Regions from separate parts of the Mus musculus genome. Here region 2 is linked to region 1. Evidence: chromatin loops called from intact Hi-C (ENCODE). Cell type or tissue: heart. All regions are shown on one strand. Links, peaks and the distances in the headings refer to the core of each region. The heading gives the core; the rest is flanking DNA.

What was found. Hi-C counts contacts between places; a loop is a spot of excess contacts. Peaks named below come from ENCODE experiments on the same cell type or tissue, not always from the same donor. Only the 100,000 strongest peaks of a DNase experiment are listed, where the experiment ranks them.
Region 2: it touches region 1 in a loop (20-fold over the local background); 12 of 42 quality-filtered maps call a loop at or near these places.

What each region holds. Positions count from the first base shown.
Region 1 is chr12:3,093,780-3,102,113 of GRCm38, forward strand. No RefSeq gene overlaps it. Among named protein-coding and RNA genes, the nearest start is that of Rab10os, 140 kb to the right of the region's middle. In heart, for the core only: CTCF peaks have their summits at 4,578 (motif pointing right) and 4,797; no DNase peak of the experiment used is centred there.
Region 2 is chr12:3,387,647-3,395,980 of GRCm38, forward strand. Kif3c (kinesin family member 3C) reads left to right here. Exons shown (of 8, transcript NM_008445.2): 2 at 1-7; 3 at 489-611; 4 at 1,977-2,095; 5 at 2,792-2,908. Among named protein-coding and RNA genes, the nearest start is that of I920046F24Rik, 26 kb to the left of the region's middle. In heart, for the core only: no CTCF peak of the experiment used is centred there; a DNase peak (open chromatin) is centred at 3,455.

The DNA.
Region 1 (8,334 bases), core at 223-8,222:
CGAGAAGGAGGTAGGCCTTCTGGGTCTGGGAGAGGAATAGAGAAGGCAGAAAGAAGGGACTTCTGTTTGGACAGTGGGAGCAAAACAGGCACAATGTAGGCCAGGGACTGTTAGATCTGGTGGCAGAATCCACCAGTATCTGCCACTGGAAGATTTCTAACAGAATAGTTGGTGAATTTAAGATGCTAGATTCCACGGCCAGCAATTGTGTTATCTGTTGAGTCTAAACTAAGATTGTCTGGTGTTTTCCATTTTGAGGCGATTCAACTGAGCTGGGGGGGAGGGGTGCAGGGGAGCTTGGCAAGAGTGCGCCCCCAACTAGCTGCGGAAATTTGGGAGTGTGAGGGTGTTTGGCAGCAGCCAGCAGTGGGGAGGGGAGAGTGATTTCGGAGCTCTGGATAGGCAGAGCCAGCTTGGGTGGGACAGGCTTTGGCAAAAGGAAAACATGCGGTCTTGGTACAGGGCTGGGAACAGACTGAGATTACTGGCCAGTGCCTAGCAGGCAATAGTGTGGGTTGATTTTTAATATTACACACAACAATCTATAATCTAAAATATCTTTTATGTCTCAAACATTTCTATGCCAATTATAATGATCTTAAATAGTAACAATTTTATAAGATTTATAAGATACTGTCACTTATAAATGTGAATTGTGTTTATTTTTCCCTGGATTATATTCTAATTTGTTTACAATAAACATAGATTCCCTTTCTCATAAATATGAGACATTTGGCTATGACGCTCACTAGAATTACTGAAGTTATTCGGAGTTTTGCAGGCTTCGGAAGCTAAGCCAGCATCTAACACACACATACGGCGTGGGTAACTGTCTCACACATTTTAAATACTTGTTCTTATCATTTTTAATTCTGTGTATGTGGGGGATAGGAGGAAGAGCTCACAAGTGCAGTTATCTGTAGAGGCCAGAGGCATCTGAATCAGGAAGCTAAAGGTAGTTGTGGACCACCCAGTGTGTGCTAGAAACCTAACCCAGGTTCTCTGCAAGAGCTACACAAACTACTTACTAAGCCATCTCTCCAGCTCTTCACACCTTTCTGTCCAATGAAATCCCATGTCTTCTCTTACTCCTGTTTCACAAAAAGCACATTTTACATTTTGTTGTTTCAGAATAAGTAAAGACTGTGACCACTCAGCTTTCCTTTTATTTATTGTATTATGGCTGTAATGGCAGAGCTGTCACGTGACCCTTCTCGCACAGCCTTTTCCTGCCCGTTTCTAGAATCCCTGTTGATGCTTTCACTGCAGTTTTAGACATACACATGCTTTTTTCCAAGACTTTTTCATTTAGCTAACAAAGACTTTGTGAGTTAAAAATTCAGGTTGTCACGTGCAGTGGGTGGGTTAGTTAACGCTGTGCCTTTGTGGCAACGTCTCTAAGACGTGAAACAGCGGCACTCTATCCAAAGTTGCCACTGACAGAGCTGCTCTGAGGCTCCCTGTGCGCTCTGGCTGTGTGTCTTCTCACTAGTCAAAGCACAGCAGGTGCAATTCTCCATTTGCTCTTTGTCTCAGGAATTATGTGGCGCATTCCCCAGAAACCATCTAAATATTTGCTGATAGTAAAACGGAAAATAATCCTAATTATATTAATCGTTGGCGGAAATTTTATGACATTAAATTGTTCTTGCAGTGGGTCAATCTCTAGTACAAGCTGCAGCATCTGCACAATGATTGGTCCCAGAAACCAAAGGGTGCTTTCTCCAAAGCACTTCAAGTCACATGACACATTACATTTTAACAGTGTTCCTTATCATGAGCTCAAATCATTGACAAAACATAGTGAGATGGGTGCTTTCCACCCACCAGTCTTGCAAACACAGGAGTTCCTAGGAGCAGCAGAAGTGAAATGGGTCCATGCTCCCCTTTTCATAGCACTGACCACATGGGTGTCCAAATGGCCGCTCACATATACTTCATCCTGACATGTTTCCAAATTTTTAATATCTAATAAATGTTCATGAAAATAACCGCATGGCTTTGCTCAGTTTCATAGTTGTAGGGGGTTGGTCTGGTGCTACTTGTACTCAAATGCTAAAGTTTACACCCCAAGATCTGGTGGCCCCCATGAGGAGATTCTCACATCAAGGGATGCTATGTAACCTCTCTCCTCAAGTTAATCGGTCAATAAAAAGCTAAAGCCTGTGATTGGCAGTAGATAGAGGTAGGTGGGTTTTTTCCAGTTACCTGGCTCAGGGCTACAAATAAAGACAGGAGTGAGAGAAAACAGAAGACTGAAGAAGGAGGGAGCTGCCACGAAAGGAGACTGACCATGAGCATGTGGCCAGGAGAAACAGCAAGAAAAAGGGACATGTGACTGGGATGTAAGCTCCAAAACCTGCCCAATCTAGGCTCACAGCTTGTAAATCAAATACCCAGACTGTGCATCTTTTATATGAACAAGCTAGAATTTTCAATTCATTTAACACATAGTAGCACCAATAATCCTCCGAACTCAATCCAGGCTAAGACGCTTGAACATTCAGGACTTTGGGTTGCCGCAGAGTGGAGGGGGTTTTAATTTTTTTCATTTATACCTTGTTATAGAACTATAACAAGACTGAGGAACTATTTTCAAGTGTTAAAATATAATTCATTAAGAAGGTGCGAGGGATGTTCAGCAAGTTACCACACTTGTCAGCATGTCTGGCACCAGAGCTGCACACCTAGGATCCACATGCTAGAAAGGAAGAAGCGGCTCCCGAAGGTTCTCTGACCTCCTCGCAGTGTCGTGGCGTGCCCATGGCCACCTGCCACACAAATAAACACACATACAATTATTGTCGTGGCGTGCCCATGGCCTCCTGCCACACAAATAAACACACATACAATTATTGTCGTGGCATGCCCATGGCCTCCTGCCACACAAATAAACACACATACAATTATTGCTTAAAAGAATTAGGATCAAAGTGCAGAAACGTGAGTCTAAGGGGGAAAGGGGAGAATGTAATATTTCAGACTCCCCTGAAGGTGTGTCTTCATGTTTCTTCCTGTTAGTGGGAGCCCTCATCACCCTGCCTAGATAGTTGAGTGATTGCATCTTAAAATGATAGTATTTATAAGAGAAAAGGACATAACTTGCCACTTCAAATTTAAACTGAAACTTTGAGATATTATAATTGTCAGTGTTTGTGCATGCCCTATCTTCCAAGATGATGTTAGGGAAGATCAATGAAAATTTCTTGGGAAGTTCTCACATGAAAGTACACCAAGGAATGGATGAGTGGTGTCCAGCCTCACTTGAAGTAAGAAGTAAGTATCTCTTGACAAGAGAATGAGTAGACTTCACATACTCAAAAGTCATAATATGCCTGAAGAAATGGCTTAGCGGTTAAGAATGTTTGCTGTTCTTCCAGAGGACCTGAGCTCAGTTCCCAGCACCCACATGTCTGGCTCACAACTAAGTCCAGCTCTGAGGAGCCTGACACCCTCCTCTGAACTCCATGTTACAGGTGCTCACATGTGGCAAATGCACACAGGGACACATAAATAAAAACAAGTTATTTAAAATACACACACACACACACACACACACACACACACACACGAGTGGAATACTATGTGGAACTAAGAACGATCCACCTGAGGTGCATAAGACAACAGGAATGTCAAACCCAACGGTAACACAACGCTAAATATTCTGTTTGCTAAATACCAAAGAGGAAGCAACAAAACTATTGAGATATAGTTTCTGACAAGAGAATGCAGGATAGTTTTTAAAGCAGGCATGGGCTTACCATTGCATCCGTGATGATGACTGATTCCCAGTTCCCAGGGGGAAGAGACACAGTGGATGCCAAGGGCTCTCTGGCCAGCCAGTCTAGTCAAAATGGCAAGCTTCAGCTCCTACAGAGAGATCCCGTGTCAAAAGCAAAATTGGGAGTAATGGAGGGAGCCCAACATGGACTCTGCCTTCACTTGTGTGTGCACCCATGTGCAAGTTAGACAGAAACAGAGAGACAGAGGCCAGACAAATTCCTTCCTGAAACAATCGATAGTAGGGAAATTGGTAGTGGATAAACAAGGCCTGAAGGCAGGGGCGATCACTTTAAATACAGGGGCAAAAGTGTCGGTGCAATAAGAAGAGATGAATCAAAATTAGAGAGGACAAGTCTATATCATCTGGGTCAGAAGAAAACGATGTCAGGAATAAACATAGCTTATGAAAAAGTGGAGCAACCCAATTAATACTTAAACTTGCTGTGTAAGATGAAAATTTAAACAAGCACACAAGTAGAAAAAAGAAAAATAGTATGTTCATCAAGTGCTCACAGAACTGTAACAAAAACGTACCACACGTTTACTTCCAAAGGAAGTCTCAATAAGCTCTCAAGTGATTTACCACTCCGATCACATTCTGTCACCAAGATGAAATTCAATTAGGAAACGAAAAGTGAAAGGTCTTAAACACCAGCATCTGTTTGCTAGTCTCTCATTGGCTCTCATTGGTAACCTCTGATTGACTTTTAAAGCAGGAAGAGTGAACTGACTCTCAACCCTTCCTGGGCAACTTAACCATTCACAGAACTTGGGGGTGAGAGCTGAGTGAGGTTCAGGGCTGCCTCAAATGGTGGCGGTGACCCAAAGTGGTCACTAGATGGCAGTAATACTTGATATTTTTCTTCATTTGTCAGCATCATAGTGTCAATCTTCAGTAAGCACTGCAAAGACTTGCTTTTCAAATTCAGTTTGGGGTCCTTCAGGGTTTCTCTCAAATAGCTGCTAATGAGAAAATAATATTATTTATGGACAATAATTTATTGTTCCATAAACATATTTCTTGTTATTTCTTTAGTTTGCTAAAGCACTTTTGGGTCCTTTAAGAGATAAGAACAAGGCATTTGCTGTCTGTTAAATTGTTACGGAAAAGAATTGAAGTATTCTAAGTTGTCTCTAATTTGAAATTTGAATGTGTAATAAGCTGTCTCCTCTTGAAAGACTCTGAGAGGAGCCCCTCGCTCAGGCCTCAGGACAATAGCGGACACCCAGGAACTCACGATAGACCGAGCTTGTTGCAAACCACATGAGGCTTTATTCGGGGAAAGCCAGAGCTCTGGGGACGACTCATATCCCATGCAGGGGTAGAGGAGTCGACCTCGAGGGGAAAGAGGTCCCAGTTATTATAGGCCCTCAAGGGGGAAAGGAGAAGGGGGAGGGTAGGGGATTTCCAGATCTAAACAATGTCTATTCTCAAGAAATGGGTATGGGAGGGGTACAAGGAAAGAGTCTAATGAAGGTGCAGCAATGGGCACACACATGGTCAGAACATTGGCAGACACAGAGGTTCGAGGAGTGGCCAGAGCATTGTGCACCTCTATTTTTCTAAATCAGTGAAGCTAGTCCTGCTAACACTGACATCTATCTTGCCAATTTCAGGGCTTCTGTGACCTTTTACATTCTGTCAGGATCTTTCACTCTTAACAACACGAGCATATACACTCATGGGGAGAAAGAGTCCTGAAAAAAATCTATCCTGTGTATTTTTATTCCGTGAAAGAAAGAAAGAAAGAAAGAAAGAAAGAAAGAAAGAAAGAAAGAAAGAAAGAAAGAAAGAAGGAAAGAAAGAAGGAAGGAAGGAAGGAAGGAAGGAAGGAAGGAAGGAAGAAAGAAAGAAAGAAAGAAAGAAAGAAAGAAAGAAAGAAAGAAAGAAAGAAAGAAAGAAAGAAAGATTGATTGAAAAATAGGAAGCGACTCTAATTTTAAAGATTCTATGGGAGGAAACCATCAGTCAGGAAGTTGCTCCTATTCCAAATCCCCATGGTGAAGCATAATCCCATTTCCTTTAGGACAGGCTTGCAGTGAGGATGAAGGCCATCTGCAGATATGGACTGTACCACGCTAGCATCCTGGGGTGTGCATCTGAGACTCCCAGTCAGAGAGGAGCAAGCAATCTCAAGTAAACCAATAGTTCCAGAGCTGTCAGAGAAAGAAGCTCTCATTAAAGGCCTGATGCACAGAGATGTGAGAGTGTGCACATGCCTGGGCTTATGTGCATGTGTGCACGTGCCTGTGAGTGTCCAACTAAGGAAAACAATCCATTAATTCTAAAAAGAACAAGGGGCATACATAGCAGGGTTTGGAGTAAGGAAAGGGAAAATAGAATAATTATAATCTCAAAAACTGATACATATATTTTTCAAGATATCCATCCAAATTATGTTTTATTATACTACAAGTAAAAACTGATTTACCAATCTTCACATGGAACTGCAGAGGAAGCTGAAAAACAAAGCCTACTTTTTTTTTACTAGATATTTTCTTTATTTATATTTTAAATGTTGTCCCCTTTCCTAGTTTCCCCTCTGAAAATCCCCTATCCCCTTCTCCCTCCCCCTGCCCCCAACCCACCCACTCCTGGCCCTGGCATCCCCCTATACTGGGGCATAGAACCTTCCCAAGACCAAGGGCCTCTCCTCCCATTGATGGCTGACTAGGCCATCGTCTGCTACGTATGCAGCTAGAGACACAAGTCCCACCATGTGTTTTCTTTGGTTGGTGGCTTAGTCCTAGAGAGTCCTGGGGGTACTGATTAGTTCATATTGTTGTTCCTCTTATCTGGCTGCAAACCCCTTCAGCTCCTTGGGTACTTTCTCTAGCTCCTTCATTGAGGACCCTGTGCTCTGTCCAATGGATGACTGTGTGCATCCACTTCTGTATTTGTCAGGCACTAGCAGAGCCTCTCATGAGACAGCTATATCAGGCTCCTGTCAGCAAAAACTTGTTGTCATCTGCAATAGTGTCTGGGTTTAGTGGTTGTTTATGGGATGGATCCCCAGGTGGAACAGTGTCTAGATGGTCATTTTGCATCAAATTTACGAGTTTTGGGGGTCCGTTGACTAGTGACCTATGGTTGCCGTATCTCTTTCCATACTCACAGGGCAAAGACCGGAAGGCCAGGCTCTGACCTCATTAACACTCATCCGTAATAATCCTGTTCATGTAAAGCATAACTACTTGTGAACATTTACAATGGTACAATCTACATTATTTCCTTTTATTTATATTTCAGCACTTTCCTTAGCCCCATTCCAAGCACTGATAATTTATAATTCTTTTAAAATGCATACTGTCATTTTTTTCTTGATTTCATTTAGTTATATACATTCCTGATCATATGATTATTTATTTTCTTTACAAAAATATATCATCAAAATAAAGAGATGTTTGAGGTTGCTTCAGTGTTCAAGTCTGTTTGTTTTCTTTCTTTTTTTTCCAGTTTTAATTCAGTTGTCCTAAAGATGACTATGCTTTATCTACATATACACATACACATATATACATATATATAAATAGATCCAACCTTGAAGTTCAAAGATAGAATCTTGAAGAAAAGAGAGTACTGAAAAGAGTTAACAGGGGACATTCTGGAATCTACTACTCTGTCTTTAACAATGAATATTAACAAACATTAAGGGAGGGAGGGTGCTGAAGTAAGGGCCTGGACCAGGCAGTTCCTTGCACCCAGGACTACAGTGTACTTTCAAGATTAGGATTTCGATTGTGCCAACCTTGCCTGCTGGCCCCTCTCTCCTCTCTCTTCTCTACCATCAAGTCCAGAATCATCTGATTAGTCTTTGTATACTGATATCGGGTGAGGTAGGAACCAAGGCTCATAGGTATTTTTCTTTGTAAGGATGCCTATGTGTACATGGGAGGCAAGAGGTCTACCTCAAGTGTTGTTCCTCAGGTGCCAGCCACATTGCTTTGTTTGTTTGTTTCTTTTGTTACTTCAGAGGGCATCTTTTACTGTTCTTTGATAGCTGATTAGCCTAGGCTGGCTGGCAAGTAAACCACAGGGATGTGCTTGTTTCTGCCTCCCAACACTGGAATTACAGGCTCATTGTTCCATCCCTCACATCCTTAGATGGGTTCTGGGAATCAAACTCAAGTTCTCGTGCTGGTCCAACAAGTACTTTACCAACTAAGCCAGCCGGGATGGTGTGGTTTACTGTCTACATGATAAATAATGCCTAAAAATCTCCCATGTCATTTATGAAAATGAGAGAAAAACATTTTCTTTCATTTTGGTGAGGACTGAACTAATCAAATGAAGAATTCAGTGGTATGGGGAGCTAGAGGTGTTTACTCTGTAGGCTGTGGTTCAGAGACGCCTGGCTGGAGTGGTCCATACCTTAGAGTTCTGAGTGAACCCCATACCACACAGGAAGCAACTGTAGCCTGCCCTGGGAGTGAAGTAGAGAGTTAACATATTCAGTGTGCATTGTAACGCTTCATCAGCACGCCTTCTGCAGGGCCTGACCTCTCTGCTGGACCACTGACCTTTATAACTGCACAGTCATGGCCACCACC
Region 2 (8,334 bases), core at 81-8,080, 290 kb after region 1:
GGAACAGGTAAGGCTGCTGGCTTCCGGTTCTCTGAGGCATACGGCCTTGGGGTCATGTGTTGGATAGGCTGGTGCGTAAGCCCTGTTGGACTGGGAATCCGGGAATTATAATGCAAAACCCGCACTACCTTGCTTGGTTTCCCTGGGTGTACCAGCTCGGGGTCTCTCTTTGGGTGAGAGGAAGTGGTAGATTCCCCTGCAGATTCATTGCCTGTATGGCTGTTTCCTAAGTCATCAAGTTAGTTACCAGTCAACTATGATGCTACCGGTAATGCCCCCAAGGTATGCCGGCTCTTAGGGCTGGGGCCTCCATGCACACAGGCCCATACCTGAAAAAGCTGTATTCACAGGGTCTGAAAAAAATGGGTCTGTGTCCACGAACAAGCCAGGTGCTACAACAGGCAGATCGAGCCAGCCCGTGTGCTCCGGTAGCCTTCCCCAGTGGGCGTGGTTTTCCCTTGTGACCCCCTTGCTCTGCCTTGCCCTAGAAACGCCGTGAACGGGAAATGCAGCAGGAGATGCTGCTCCGCGATGAAGAAACCATGGAGCTACGTGGTACCTACTCATCCCTGCAGCAGGAGGTGGAAGTTAAAACCAAGAAACTCAAGAAGGTAAGATGCGCAGCGGGTAAACAGGCCGCTGCCTAAGAGGGTGGGCCTCAAAGGCCCCTCCCCAAAGTTCAACCTCTGAGCTTGGACTGTGGGGTGGGGAGACAGCCAGGAGGCAGGCATCTGGTGCCAGGGTGTCACTTGCAGTGTACTGTGTGGTCATCCTCATGGTCCTGGCTAACTTCTCTACACTGGGAGTCACCAGTGAATCCTAGTTTTGGTAGCTGGGTCAGGGAATGCGGTGTGGCTATGGAAACTTGCGTCCAGGGAGGAAGACAAGGTCCTACACGCCACACCAAGGGACAAGAATCTGCTCACCCGGATCCTGCAGAAGTCATGGACATTTGTGACTTGAGATGGGCCTAGGGTAGGAAGTTCCAGTGTGGACTCAGGAACGAGCCCTGGGAGGCCCCAGGATTATTATTGTGGCCACTTCGAGCTGACCAGGCCCAGTCCTTAAAGCAGTTACTAGTACAGCACTCAGCGGTTAGGAGGGAAATGGGAAAGCCATTGCCGGCTCTCATGCCCTTACTTTTGAGTAGGTTACCTTCTCAACTCATTCTACCTCCAACGCTAACCGTGGATCTCCAAAATGAGACATGGTTCCATCCTTTTTAGTTTGTCTATATTTATTTAATTTTTTGGTTTTTCAAATTGGCACTGGTTTCTCCATGTAGCCCTGGCTGTCCTAGAATTCACACAGTAGATAAGGCTGGCCTCGGACTCAATATACTCACCTGCTTCTGCCTCCCAAGGTCTGGGACTAAAGGTGTGGGCCACCACCATCTGGCCTGGCTCTATTCTTTCTTTATTCAGTTATGACCTTATGACCTTTTAGTTAGTCTACATCTTATTTTCCTCACCTGTAGAAAGAGGATGTCGGGCTGGAGAGATGGCTCAGTGGTTAAGAGCACTGACTGCTCTTCCAGAGGTCCTGAGTTCAATTCCCTCATGGTGATTCACAACCACCTGTAATGGGATCCAATGCACACTCTACTGGTGTGTCTGAAGACAGCTACAGCATACTCATATAACTAAAAATAAATAAATAAATAATTTTTTTTTAAAAGGGAGAAAGAAAATGTCAGGCTAGCATGCATTCCATCAGTTCTCTTTCAGTTTGAACACTTGATGATACAGAGAGAGAGAGAGAGAGATATTGGTGAGTCCCAGTGAGTGGGAGGGACTGAGTCACGGGGAGGACAGTGGCTGCCCTTGAGATAGCCCATCCTGACGGAGTCATAGGGCTAGGCAGCCATTCTGAGTTCAGAGCAGGAAGCCCAGGCTGGGTGACGGGCCTGACTGAACTCTGCTGAGTCACACTTGTGCCTGACTGAACTCCGCTGAGTCACACTTGTGCATGTACAGCTCTATGCCAAGCTACAGGCGGTGAAGGCCGAGATCCAGGACCAACACGAAGAGTACATCCGCGTGCGGCAGGACCTGGAGGAGGCGCAGAATGAGCAGACCCGGGAACTAAAGCTCAAGTAGGGCTGGCTCCTCTTCTGGTTCTGGGTCCCCACAGTCTCCCCCATCCCTCAGGGCTTCTGTAAGAGACTCTTCGGACAGCCATATTTTGACTAAGCACTCACATGTCCATTCTTCCCCCCTTGTTTGCATTTCTGGTTGGGTTGGGTTTTTGTTTGTTTGTTTGTTTGTTTGTTTGTTTGAGACAGGGTCCTCCCACTCTGTAGCTCAAGCTGTCTTGAGGCTCAGCTGTCTTCCTGCCTCAGCTTCCCAGTTACTGGGTTAGCACATGTAGGCAGGCTTGTGCGTCTTCTTGTTTTGGGTCTAAGGTGTATGTATATGCACACCTGTGATTCAAATATGGGGGCCATGGGTTGACATTGACGATGATGATTTTGGAGACTGGGTCTCTCACTGAACCTGGAGCTCATGAGCTAGACCAGCTCTTAAGTTGTTCTACTTCCTCAGCCTGGTTTGATGGCTCCACCTCCCTCTGTCAGAGTGTCTGCTGAGTGCTAGTGGAAAATAACCCCTAGGGCCCTGGGCCCACAGTCTTTGCATTAGAAGCTGTGGTCTTCAAGTTCCATTATTGTGTGGCAATGGCATCCCTTCCACCCTTGTTACCTCCACCCCCACCCCCCCGTTCCCTCTGTGATCTCTGAGATCTCTCCCTCCCTCCCTCCCTCCCTCCATTTCTGCCTTGTACCCACCCCCAGGTACCTCATCATTGAGAACTTCATCCCCCCTGAGGAGAAGAACAAGATCATGAACCGCCTTTTCCTGGACTGTGAGGAGGAGCAGTGGAGGTTCCAGCCACTGGTGCCAGCTGGAGTGTGAGTTCCAGTGGCCGTCTGTCGGGACCTAGGGACTTGCAAGCCTCTCCCAGGGTCATGAGTGGTGAGGGGCTTGAGACCCTGTTCCAGGTCGGGTCTTGGGGAGTGGATTAAGAGGTGCACATGGATGAGTTTTGCCAGGATCTATCCTGTATGGATCACCATGAAGGAAGTGGTCAGGATGGAAAAGGAGCCTGTAAGGGGAGGGGCTTGTGGTGGGAAGCGCTTCTGTCCCCAGTGGTTAGTTCCGGTGGATACATGCATGGGCTTGTGTTGGTTGCCAGAAATTAGCAACAGTTGTTAATATTTGCTCAGCTCTGCTGTGTAAGAATACAGGCAGAAGTTAAGTCAGACATTTCTGAGCTTGTGGTCCAGAGGGAAAGATGGAGAAGTGTCATGACTGGGCACCATAGAGGCCTGCTGCAGTCTTTCTAGCTTCTCAGCTGGGTGTTCAGCAATTCCAACTGTTTCTACCCTGGAGAGCTTGAAGTCTGCACATGATGTGCAGCTGCATCAGTTAGCTGGGTGTGCAGCGCCCTCTGCTGGTAGCTGCGTAGAACGAGGCGGACCATACAAAGCGGACGGAGTGCCTCTTGCAGTGGGACCAAATCTGTATATAATGATGGAAGGATAGTACTTCTCTGGAGATTCTTTACTCTCTGTAACCTAGGGACGCTACTTCCACGGCAGGGCAGGATCCTCCCCAGAGCTGGGATCGAAGCTAGTATGAGGTTGGTAGTGTCTAAGTGCATACAACCGTTTGGGACAGGTCTGCTAGTGTACATTTTTAATCCCAGCACTGGGGAAGCACAGGCAGGATTTCTGTGAGTTTGAGTCCAGCTTGGTCTAGCAAAGTTCAGGCCAGCCCAGGGCTGTATATAGAGATCCTATCTCACAAGCAAAGCAAAGCAAAACATTATCTTCCATTACCACATACAATGGTTATTTTTAGGAAGTTTCATACTGAGAGAATTTAATTCTATTTATAGGTTATATTCACTTTTTCCAGTTCCCTAATTATATAATTTACAGATGTTTCCCTTCCCCTAGCCCTGAGATCATTATTACATTTAAATGCCTGTTTAATCTGCAATTGAGAAGGGATATTTGTTTTTGTTTTTTTCCTTGAGACAAGAGTCATGCAATGTAGCCAAGGCTGGCCTGAAATTCACTGTGTAGTTCAGGCTGGCTTTGAACTCCTGAGTTCAGTCCTCCAGATCCCTGCCTCAGGAATGCTGAGGTTACTTGTATGTGTGACATGTGCCCTGTTTAATTGAGGAAAGGAAACAAATGGGGACAGCATATGACATGTACGTATGACAGTTCCACCATGAGACCCATTTCTTTGCATTCTAACTTAATTTTATTTTAAAAACATACTTTATTTTATTTTTTTAATTGCCAACTAGTCACTTTCCTTCTTAAATTTTTATTTAAGTTTTTATTGCATTTAGCTGTGTGTTGGGAGATAGGTGAGCTTGACCCAGCGTTCATTTGATGTCAGAGGACAACTTACAGAAGTTGAGTCTCTCTACCATGTGGGTCCCAGGGATTGAACTCAGCTTGCCAGGCCAAAGCACAAGTGCATGATTTGTGTGTGTGTGTGTGTGTGTGTGTGTGTGTGTGTGTGTGTGTGTGAGTGTGTGTATGAGTGTGTGCATGCTCTGTGTGTGGATGAGAGTGTGTGTGATTTGTGTGTGTGTGTGTGTGTGTGTGTGTGTATGAGTGTGTTCATGCTCTGTGTGTGGATGAGTGTGTGTGTGTGTGGATGAGTGTGTGCATACTTTGTGTGTGTGGATGAGTGTGTGTGTGTGTGTATGAGTGTGTGTATGAGTGTGTGCATACTTTGTGTGTGTGTGTGTGGATGAGTGTGTACATGCTTTGTGTGTGTCTGTGTATGTTTGTATGTGAGTTTGAGGTAAGCACTCATGAAGGCAGGTTGTACCTGCCCCTTTTGCCCTTTTTATGTACTTGAGGCTGTCCTTGAACTCCTGATCCTCCTGCTTCCACCTCCCAAATCTGGGATTACAGGCATGAGCCAGCATACTTAGTTGAGTCAGGGTCTCACTATGTAGCCCAGGCTAGCCTTGCTCCTCTGTCTTAGGCTTCCCAGGGCTGGGATTGCAGGAATGTGCAACCTCATCTATTTGAGGCAATTCTTTAAAATTAAAAAATTATTTTTTCTCTTTAGTTTAACTTTATGTTTTATGTGCATGCGGGCTCTGCCTGCCTGTATGTCTGTGCATCACGTGCTTTCTTGGTGGCTACAAAGGCCAGAAGGTGGCACAGGATCCCTCGTGAGCCACTGTGTTGGTGCTAGGACTCCTCGGGAGGAGCAGTGGCCGGTGTTCTTAACTACCAAGCTGCCTTCCCAGACCCCACTCCTTGTTTCTTTTTAATATCTGAAAGTTGTTAGTGTTGGAATAAAGAAAATAGTTCCTCCTGCAAACCCTAGCTGAGACTGAGAGTTCACAGAGAAGCCAGGGGGTGGGCTGGTGGCGGAGGGGAGTGGTGGCCACCCCCCATCTCCCAGACTACATCTGTCCCCTTGATCTCTACTTTCACAACTGGAGCTTGGGGGAGGGGAAGGCCTTGAACATGGGTTTCTGTGAGAAGAGGGTGCTCTGGAATCTGAGGCGGTGGAAGGACCCTCCCTCCTTTCCTTCCCAGACATCTCCCACAACTCACAAAACATGACTCACGCAGGGCTGAAAACACAAAAGCTCTGTCTCTCACCACTAAAGCATTGTTCAAGTTGTGGGCTGTTTTGCTTTGCTGAGGCCTGGGATACTCTGGGATGAGAACACTGAAGACTGCACTGAGTGGAGAGACATTGTTTGAAACAAATTACCTAAGGCTGGGCTGTCCCTTAGGAAACAGCTTTTGTTAGAAGCAGCCACCCTCCCTTGATGACAGCCACAAGGATCACCCCGCCCAGGCCGCTCTCCAAAGCAAGGGGTCATTGTTACCATGGGACAATGTTTGAACATGGCTATGTCAGCTTATTTGGGAAGTCTTTTCTTCTTTCTGTCTCTTTTACCTTCATATTTTGGTTAGAGTTGGTGGATTATGCTGGTTTGTGAGTGTGCCTGTTTAATTTCTCCCTTGTTTTGCTTCTAGGGATAGAGGTTAAACTCAGTGATAGGCACTGAGTGTCTACTTTGGTGTCTACTTTGTCACACGAGAAAATGGTTGGGCTTGACTTTGTTTTAAAAACCAGTCTTAGCCAGGCGTAGCGGCGCACGCCTTTGATCCCAGCACTCGGGAGGCAGAGGCAGGCAGATTTCTAGGTTTGAGGCCAGCCTGGTCTACAAAGTTAGTTCCAGGACAGCCAGGGCTACACAGAGAAACCCTGTCTCGAAAAACAAAACAAACAAAAAAACAAAACAAAACAAAAACAAAAAACAAAAAGAGAAAGAAAAAAAAGGAAGCATAAAGACCAGTCTTAGTCCATTGCTCAGGCTGGTCCCCAACTCCTGGTCTGAAAGGACTCTCCTCCCTTAGCTCCTCAAACAGCTGGTACTACAGGCACATGCTACCCTGTTCAACTCTGAGAAACTTCTGGCATTTATTTACTTATTTATTTATTTATTTAAGTTAGCCTCTCACTCTATAGCCCTGGATGGCCCTGAATGTAGCATGTAGCTAAGGCTGGCTTTGAACTCCTGACTTTCTGCCTCCCCAGTTCTGGGATATATATGAGGGTGTGAGACCCCGTGCCCAGACTTGACCCAGCCATAGAGGAGCCAGTCTACAAACATTCTCCATGCCATCATATTGATGAAGACACCAATCTCCTGAGTCACAAGTTGGCCTCAGATGCCCCTCATCTTCTGAGTCTTCTGCTTCTACCTCCCAAATGCGGAGAGCATAGGCCCGTGGCAGCATGCCTGTTTGGTACAGTGCTTAGGATCAAACCCAGGACTTCATGCATGCTAGGTACACTCTCTACCATCTGAACTATGGTCCCACCCTCCCCACTTTGCTTTCATAGTTTTGAGACAGGGTCTCCTGTGCACTAGGTTGGCCTTAAGCTCACTTTGTAGCCATGGATGACTTAGACCTCCTCATCCCCCTGCCTTCGCCACCCAAGAACCTGGACAGAAACATGAGCTCCCACACCTGGCTCCGGGTTAGGAGAGCATTCCCTCCTCCTACAGGAGGGAAGAAGGCCAAACTGGGTTTGTTACAGAGGCAACTTTATTTTTAAAATCTTGGTAAAAACATTCCTTAAATCATATGTGGTAGCTCGCTGCTGTAATCTGAGTACTCTGGAGGCTGAGATAGGAGGATGGCCTCATGTTTGAGGTTAGCCTAGGCTGCACTTAAGTTCCAGGCAGCCTAGGCTACATTAAGACCCTGTCTCAAAAAAGTCTCTATGTGATAGGTGATGGTGGTGACATGGCTCAGCTTATGAAGGGACTTGCTAGCAATCCTGAGGCTGCATTTGATCCTTAGGACCACACTGTAGGAGGAGAGACCTCCTCCTCCAAACTATCCTCTCATCTCCACATTGGGACCATGGCATTTGTGTCCTTACCCCCAAATGAATAAATTAAGAAATTTACAGCTGCCAGGTGGTGGTTGTGAAAGCCTTCAATCCTAGCATTCAGAAGACAGAGGCAGGTGGATCTCTGAGTTCAAGGTTATCCCGGTCTACAGAGTTCCAAGACAGCCAGGGCTACACAGAGAGACTCTGTCTCAAAAAGCAAAAACAAACAAACTTTAAGTAAAGCTTCGCAGGGTGTGAGACTTGAGAGGAAGAGGACAGTGAAATGCAGACGCACAGGGCTGTGAAATAAGGTGAGCAGGTGAGCTGAGGAGAAAATGGGAGCAGACACAGAAAAGTCCCATCTGCTGCCCTGGGAATGTATGGAAGACCAGGAAGTCCAGAGGGTGCTGGATGCCTGTTCTCAGAGTAAGAGAAGAATGCCGTAGCAGGGAGCTGGAGACAGGGCTCAGTAGTCAAAGGCATATGCTGGTCTTACAGAGAATCTGGGTTTGAGTCCCAGCACCTGTGTCAGGCAGATTACTATGCCTGCCTGTAACTCCAGCTGCACACACACACACACACACACACACACACACACACACACACACACACACACACACACATTTTCAAGAGAAAAGAGTGACTAGAAACAACTGACAATGAGAACAGTGTCCACCCTTGAGATGGAGCTTAAGTTTCCATTTTACCACTGTTGTTTTATTTATATGGGCGTTTTGCCTGCACAAATGTCAGTACCAGTTGTGTGCTAGCCGCCCACAAAGGCTAGAAAGACAGTGTTGGATTCGTGGAAATTGAAGTTGTGAGCTCCTGTGTGGGTGCAGAGACTCAAACTGGGGTCCTCTAGGAGAACTGAGTGAGTGCTCTTCAGCACAGTCATCTCTCTAGCCTCTTCTCCATTGAATTTAAAGTCAGG